Regions from separate parts of the Homo sapiens genome. Here region 2 is linked to region 1. Evidence: chromatin loops called from intact Hi-C (ENCODE). Cell type or tissue: ovary. All regions are shown on one strand. Each heading gives the region's core, and the rest is flanking DNA. Links, peaks and the distances in the headings are about the cores only.

Region 1 (2,803 bases), core at 164-2,663:
TTCCTAGTTGCCCTCCTGCATCCTGGAACGTCCTGTCTGCCCTCTCAGAGACTCTTTCATCTGTCTCCTTCTGTCCGTCCTCAGCTATCTTTCACCTGCAGGAAGACTCCAGCCTCCTCCTTCCCTCTTTCCCTCATGGTGCCAGGGATCTTTGTAAAGTACATTTTAACTCAAAGGGTTTAAAACCCTTTGAAGGCTCCCCATTGCCTTCAGGGTGAAGTCCTTATCCCTTGGCCCTGTTGCTGGCTCTAGCTCCTGCCTGCCTGTCCAGCTGCATCTTGTTTTGTGTCACTGCCCCTTGCATCCTATGATCTGGCCAGCCTGACCTTCTTACCAAAGACCCAAATGCCCACAGCCTGCTGTCTCCTCTCTGGGCCTTTGGGCAAGCCGTGCTTTCTCTGCAGAACTTTCTAACTCCAGCTTTTTGCTGGTGAACTCCTGCAACTTGATGGGCTCTCAGCTGTAAGCATCATCCAGTCCCTGAAGCCTTCCTCGGTGATGCCCTGTCCTAGCCTAGGAAGTCGGGGGGTGGGGGTCAATTGGATTTTTACATAGCATTGTAATTATTGTAATTACAGTTTATTAGTGCTGTCTCCCTTACCAGACTGAGAGCTGAGGACAGAGACTGGGTTTTTAGTTTACTTCTGAATCTTAGTGCCAGGTACAAGGCCTGGCCCACCGGGTCTGAATAAATATATATGGCCTGAAAGAATAAAGTTTAAGGGGGCCAGGTTCAGAGGTGGAGATGCCAGATGGGGGTGCACTGATTCCACTGAAGGTAGAGATTGAAGAACCAGGTTTCCCTCCAGGAATCTGGAAAATTCCTGGAGGGTGGGGGATGGTGTTATGTTGTGAAAAGGCCATGTTGAGAGTGTCATCTGGGAGCTTTGAGTTGGGGAGGTTGAGTCCCTGGCAAGAGACTGAAGGGAACGGGCCTCCTGCCTGCCAGCCCCTCCCCCAGGCTCTGGCCCCACCCCTAGCAGCTGGCAGGGCCCTTCCAGCCCCCAGTCTCAGGCTTTTGTGATGGGGCCTGGCAGTTGGTGAGACGTTGAGTCTCAACGGTCTGTGTGAGTGGCTGGGGAGGAGGGAGGGAGCCCGCAGGGCCCTGTGTTAGGAGAGGGAGGGAAGCTTCCTGGAAGACCCTCCCTTAGTCCTCAGTCCTAGATCCTAGGGTGGGCGGGTGGGGTCACAGCCTCTGTTCTCACCGCTTGTGCACCGGAGGGAAGGGAGGAGAACTGCATCCCGTGGTGGCCCTGGCAGATGGGGTTGGGGAGGCTGGCTGAGGTGTGTGCAGATGTGACTCTAGCATCTGGGCAGTCAGAGTGGGGGGTGTGTAGGGATTGTAACTAGGGGCATGGACACATGTGACCTGTTAGGGTGTCTAGCCATCTGGTTATCGTGTGGTGTGGCAGGATCTGAGTTTGGAGTAGGGAGGTAACCAGCTGCTTTGACCCCTGGGGAGCCTGGTGCTAAGGGTGTCTGGCTATCCAAGTATCACATTCCTGGAGTTGGGTGCAGAGCTATTTGGATGGGTGGTGTCTCGCTATCTAGGTGTGGACAACCCAGTACCAGCATGTGGGAGGATCAGGGTGTGCAGACAGAGGCTATCCCAGCATCCCTGGGGCTGGAGGTGGGTGTATCCATGTGTCTGGGAGTCCTCAGGTTAGTGGGTATTTATAAGTGGGGAGTGTCTCTGTGTTGTGTCCAGGTATGGGGCTGGCCAGGTGCCTGAGTGTCTGGTTGTAGGGGTCCCCAAGTGTCCGGGTATCTGAGGGTGGGGGTATCTGTGTATGAAACAACAGGGACCCAGTCATTGAAGTATCCAGTTGTTAGTGAGTCTGGGTGTGGGGTGCCATGTGTCTATTTTTTTTTTTTCTTCTTCTTCTTCTTCTTCTTCTTTTTTTTGAGATGGAGTCTCACTCTGTCACCCAGGCTGGAGTGCAGTGGCGTGATCTTGGCTCATTGCAACCTCCGCCTCCCGGGTTCAAGTGATTCTCCTGCCTCAGCCTCCTAAGTAGCTGGGATTACAGGCGCACGCCACCATGCCTGGCTAATTTTTGTATTTTTAGTAGAGACTGGGTTTCGTCATGTTGGTCAGGCTGGTCTTGAACTCCTGACATTGTGATCTGCCTGCCTTGGCCTTCCAAAGTGCTGAGATTACAGGCGTGAACCACAGCGCACGGCCTTTTCTTCTTTTTTATTCAGATGGAGTCTCGCTTTGTCACCCAGGCTGGAGTGCAATGGCATGATCTCGGCTCACTGCAACCTTTGCCTCCTGGGTTCAAGCGATTCTCCTGCCTCAGCCTCCCGAATAGCTGGGATTACAGGCACCCGCCACCATGCCTGGCTAATTTTTGTATTTTTAGTAGAGATGGGGTTTCACCATGTTGGCCAGGCTGGTCTTGAACTCCTGACCTCAGGTGATCCACCTGCTTCGGCCTCCCAAAGTGTTGGGATTACAGGTGTGAGCCACTGTGCCTGGCCTCATGTGTCTATTTGTATGTTTAGATGTGGAGGTGCCCTTGTGACCTATGGTGGTGTCCATGTATCCAGGATGTGTCCACAAGGGGTGTGGACGTGTTGGGTGGGAATGTCCTGGTGGCTGTACCCAACTCAACCTCTGGTAGCCCCTTCCCTGGGACTTGCCTCCTGATCGCTCTTCAGACTCCAAAGCCAGAAGCCTTGGAAGGGGCCCCGATAGTTCTGTTTTTCAACGGTCAGCCTAGAGCTGTGTTATCTAATAGAACCTTCTGTGGTGATGGAAATTGTCCTCTACCTGCATTCTCCAATACGGTGGCTCCTG
Region 2 (2,803 bases), core at 208-2,707, 230 kb after region 1:
CTCTGTCTGCTTCTCCAGACTTCTGACAATGATGGTCCCACCTACCCACTCCATTCCACTTGAGCCAAATCGACAGAGACAGCAAGCAGGGAAGTCACTGCAACTCCTCCCCAACCCACACCCACATGCGCATGCACACGCATACACACACACGTCTTGGGCTCCTGAGAATTCTGGGTCTCTTGGGGGAGAGTCTGTTGTTCAGGATATAAGAATACTTTGAGCCCAAGGACAGACGTGCACATTTGTTTCAGGGTGTGGGTGTGCATGAGTGTGACTTTGTGTGTGTGCCAGAGGTCTGAGGCTGAGGCCGTGGCTATCCCTGAGGGTGAGGGTGGTGGTCTCGAGAGAGTGCTTTCCTTCCAGAGCATGTAGGCCCCTGTCTCGGCAGGTCTGCTGTACCCCCTGCCAGTCCTGCTTGTGGTTGGACGCTCTCTCTGAGCTGCTGCCCCCACCTCTTGAAACTCTGGGCCACAGGGGTGGGGACAGAAAGCCAACTCTTCTCTATTTGTTTTTTCAATGATGGAACCAAACACATTTAAATTTAAACTCTTCACAGGAGATAATTTTTCCTAATCACTCAGCTTTCTGCACAGATCTCCACGACTTGATTACTTCTAATTAGGTTAATAAAATGGAGAGTGATTTCTTTTCTCTGAATATATGAATGGTCTCCGAGACAGCCCCAGTGTTGCAGAGCCCAGAGTGGGGCCTGCCCAGATGAGACCTCTGTCCTCCGAGTGGCAGAGGGACTTGCCCAGGGTCACACCACAAGCCAGTTGAACTCAGGTTTGTCTGCTTCAGAAACCCAAACTCTTAATCATCACATGATTGGCAGGAGAGCATCCCCCCCACTTCCCACCTAGGAGAGCATGGGATCAATGGTTGCATCCTCCCCAGGGTCACGGCAGTGGGGCTGGGACCCAGGGAGGCCTAGAGAACTGGCGTCAGGGTGTGGGTCTCTCCTGGACAAAACCTCCCTCAGGTCCCTTTCTAACTGCAGACCCTGTCTGTGACCTGAATCACAGAGTCCCTTTCACCATAAATAGGGTTGGGGAAATGATTCCAGGAAACCAGAATTGCCAAAATACCAGGGTGCTTGGAAGAACATTGTAGAGTTGCTGGCCAAGGAGTTCAGAGAGACCCAGGGAGGCACCTGGCCCTCTGCCCTGACTCATCCTGGACATCTGTGGTCTATGTCTATGGAAGTAGGTCACCGTCAGAGCCCTGCCAGACATTGCCCCATACAACCTCAGAGGGCTGACCCCACCCCTCATGGCTGAGGCCACTTGGCCCTGCTCCCAGGCTCACTGCCCGAGCCCTGGATTGGTCCTGACCTATAGCGGTTTTACTCCATGGGGTTCATCACCAAGGCCTGGACTCTGGGCTTCGGCCCCAGTGCTGGGCACTTTACATACACTGTCATCATCTCCTCCTTCCAGCCCTCTCTGTGCTCTGCAACTATTCATTGAATCCTCACCCTGTGTGACCCTGCTGAGAGCTTCTCAGAGCCTCAGTTTCCCCATCTATAAAAGAGATTTAGACTCAGTTTTTTGGAGGACTTTCTGATTATGGCATCTTAGGATTAACTTTTCCTCCTTTTCTCTTTCTCTTCTCTGCTTTTCACTTTCTCTTTCAACTTGAAGTTGATCCGGGGTAGCCCAAATGGGGTCACACGGTGACACTTATTATTAGCCTCTATCAGCAAAGTGGACACTCACTCTAGCAGCCCCAGGATGGACACAGAGATAAAATCCACGTCTGGGAAAACAAAGGGACTCCTTGTTCCCGCAAGTACACAGACACACTTGCACACCCTACTTTGTGCTGAGACTCATCTGCAGGAAAAGCCACCACCAGCTCAAAGAGATGGGATTTATCAACCAGCGCCAGCCCCAGGGCCGGGCCTGCACCCTCCCATGGCCCAGAACCAGCTGCCACCATCTGGTCCATCCATATTTCTCTGAGGACAGAGCTGGCGAGGGACCAGCCCAGGAAGGCAGGAGACAGAGCGTCTGGAGCCAGAAGCCTAAAGACAGGTTAATCCACATCCTGTGGCTACAGACAGGCCCAGGGGATAATTTGGAGAAAGGGGACAGGCAAGTATACAGCCAAGGGGCCTGGACTCCCCATGTGGAGCCACAGACTGGAGGGTAAATAGAGGGCTGAGAGCTTCCACTAAGCAGAGTCGGCACCTGCCCGGCCCTGTGGGTGAGCATCCCCTCAGAACTTTGCACCCTGGGTGCCTCAGTCTATCCTCCCAAGGGGTGACATAAGGCCCTGCCAGTTCCGTCCCTCCTTGCATGGCTGTGGCTGCTGAGCCCCCACTGGGCAACAAGAGGCTCCAGAGCAAAGGGCCAGTCCTGCCCCAGCAGAGGGAGCTTAAAGGGTACCAGGGCTGGGAATGTGGGGAAGGGCAGGTGTGGATTTTGGGACTGGCCTGGTGTTGAATCGCCGCCACTGGTTCACCCTGAGCAGCTTCCTCTCCCTCTCTGAGCCTCAGTTTCCTCGTCTGCTAAATGGGGCAAGAAGCCTGCCTGGGAGGACACGTGGGCTCCCCTGGGCACGGGAGGGGCATCCGCAAGGACTCAGTGCATATTTATTCCCATCCTCTCTGCAGACCCATGGCACCTGGCTTCAAGTCAACGCCAAGCAAATACCTATGAACCTGGTGAGAGAATGAAACGAGCTCATGCTTGCGTCTGCACTCACGGCAGCACAGTCTAAAGCCATGTTGGGAAATTGAACAACCAGAGTCCTCACTGGATAGCACCCTTGGGGTTTGGCTCTCAGACATCAGGGA

The links. Hi-C counts contacts between places; a loop is a spot of excess contacts. Peaks named below come from ENCODE experiments on the same cell type or tissue, not always from the same donor. Only the 100,000 strongest peaks of a DNase experiment are listed, where the experiment ranks them.
Region 2: a loop joins it to region 1, with 4 times the contacts of the local background. A loop is called at or near these places in 1 of 110 quality-filtered maps.

Annotation. Positions count from the first base shown.
Region 1 is chr1:29,239,708-29,242,510 of GRCh38, forward strand. The region is part of intron 1 of PTPRU (protein tyrosine phosphatase receptor type U); the gene reads left to right. Among named protein-coding and RNA genes, the nearest start is that of PTPRU, 4.6 kb to the left of the region's middle. In ovary, for the core only: no CTCF peak of the experiment used is centred there; a DNase peak (open chromatin) is centred at 1,294.
Region 2 is chr1:29,468,391-29,471,193 of GRCh38, forward strand. All of the region lies in intron 1 of LOC107984933 (a long non-coding RNA gene), which reads left to right. Among named protein-coding and RNA genes, the nearest start is that of LINC01756, 120 kb to the left of the region's middle. In ovary, for the core only: no CTCF peak of the experiment used is centred there; a DNase peak (open chromatin) is centred at 1,241.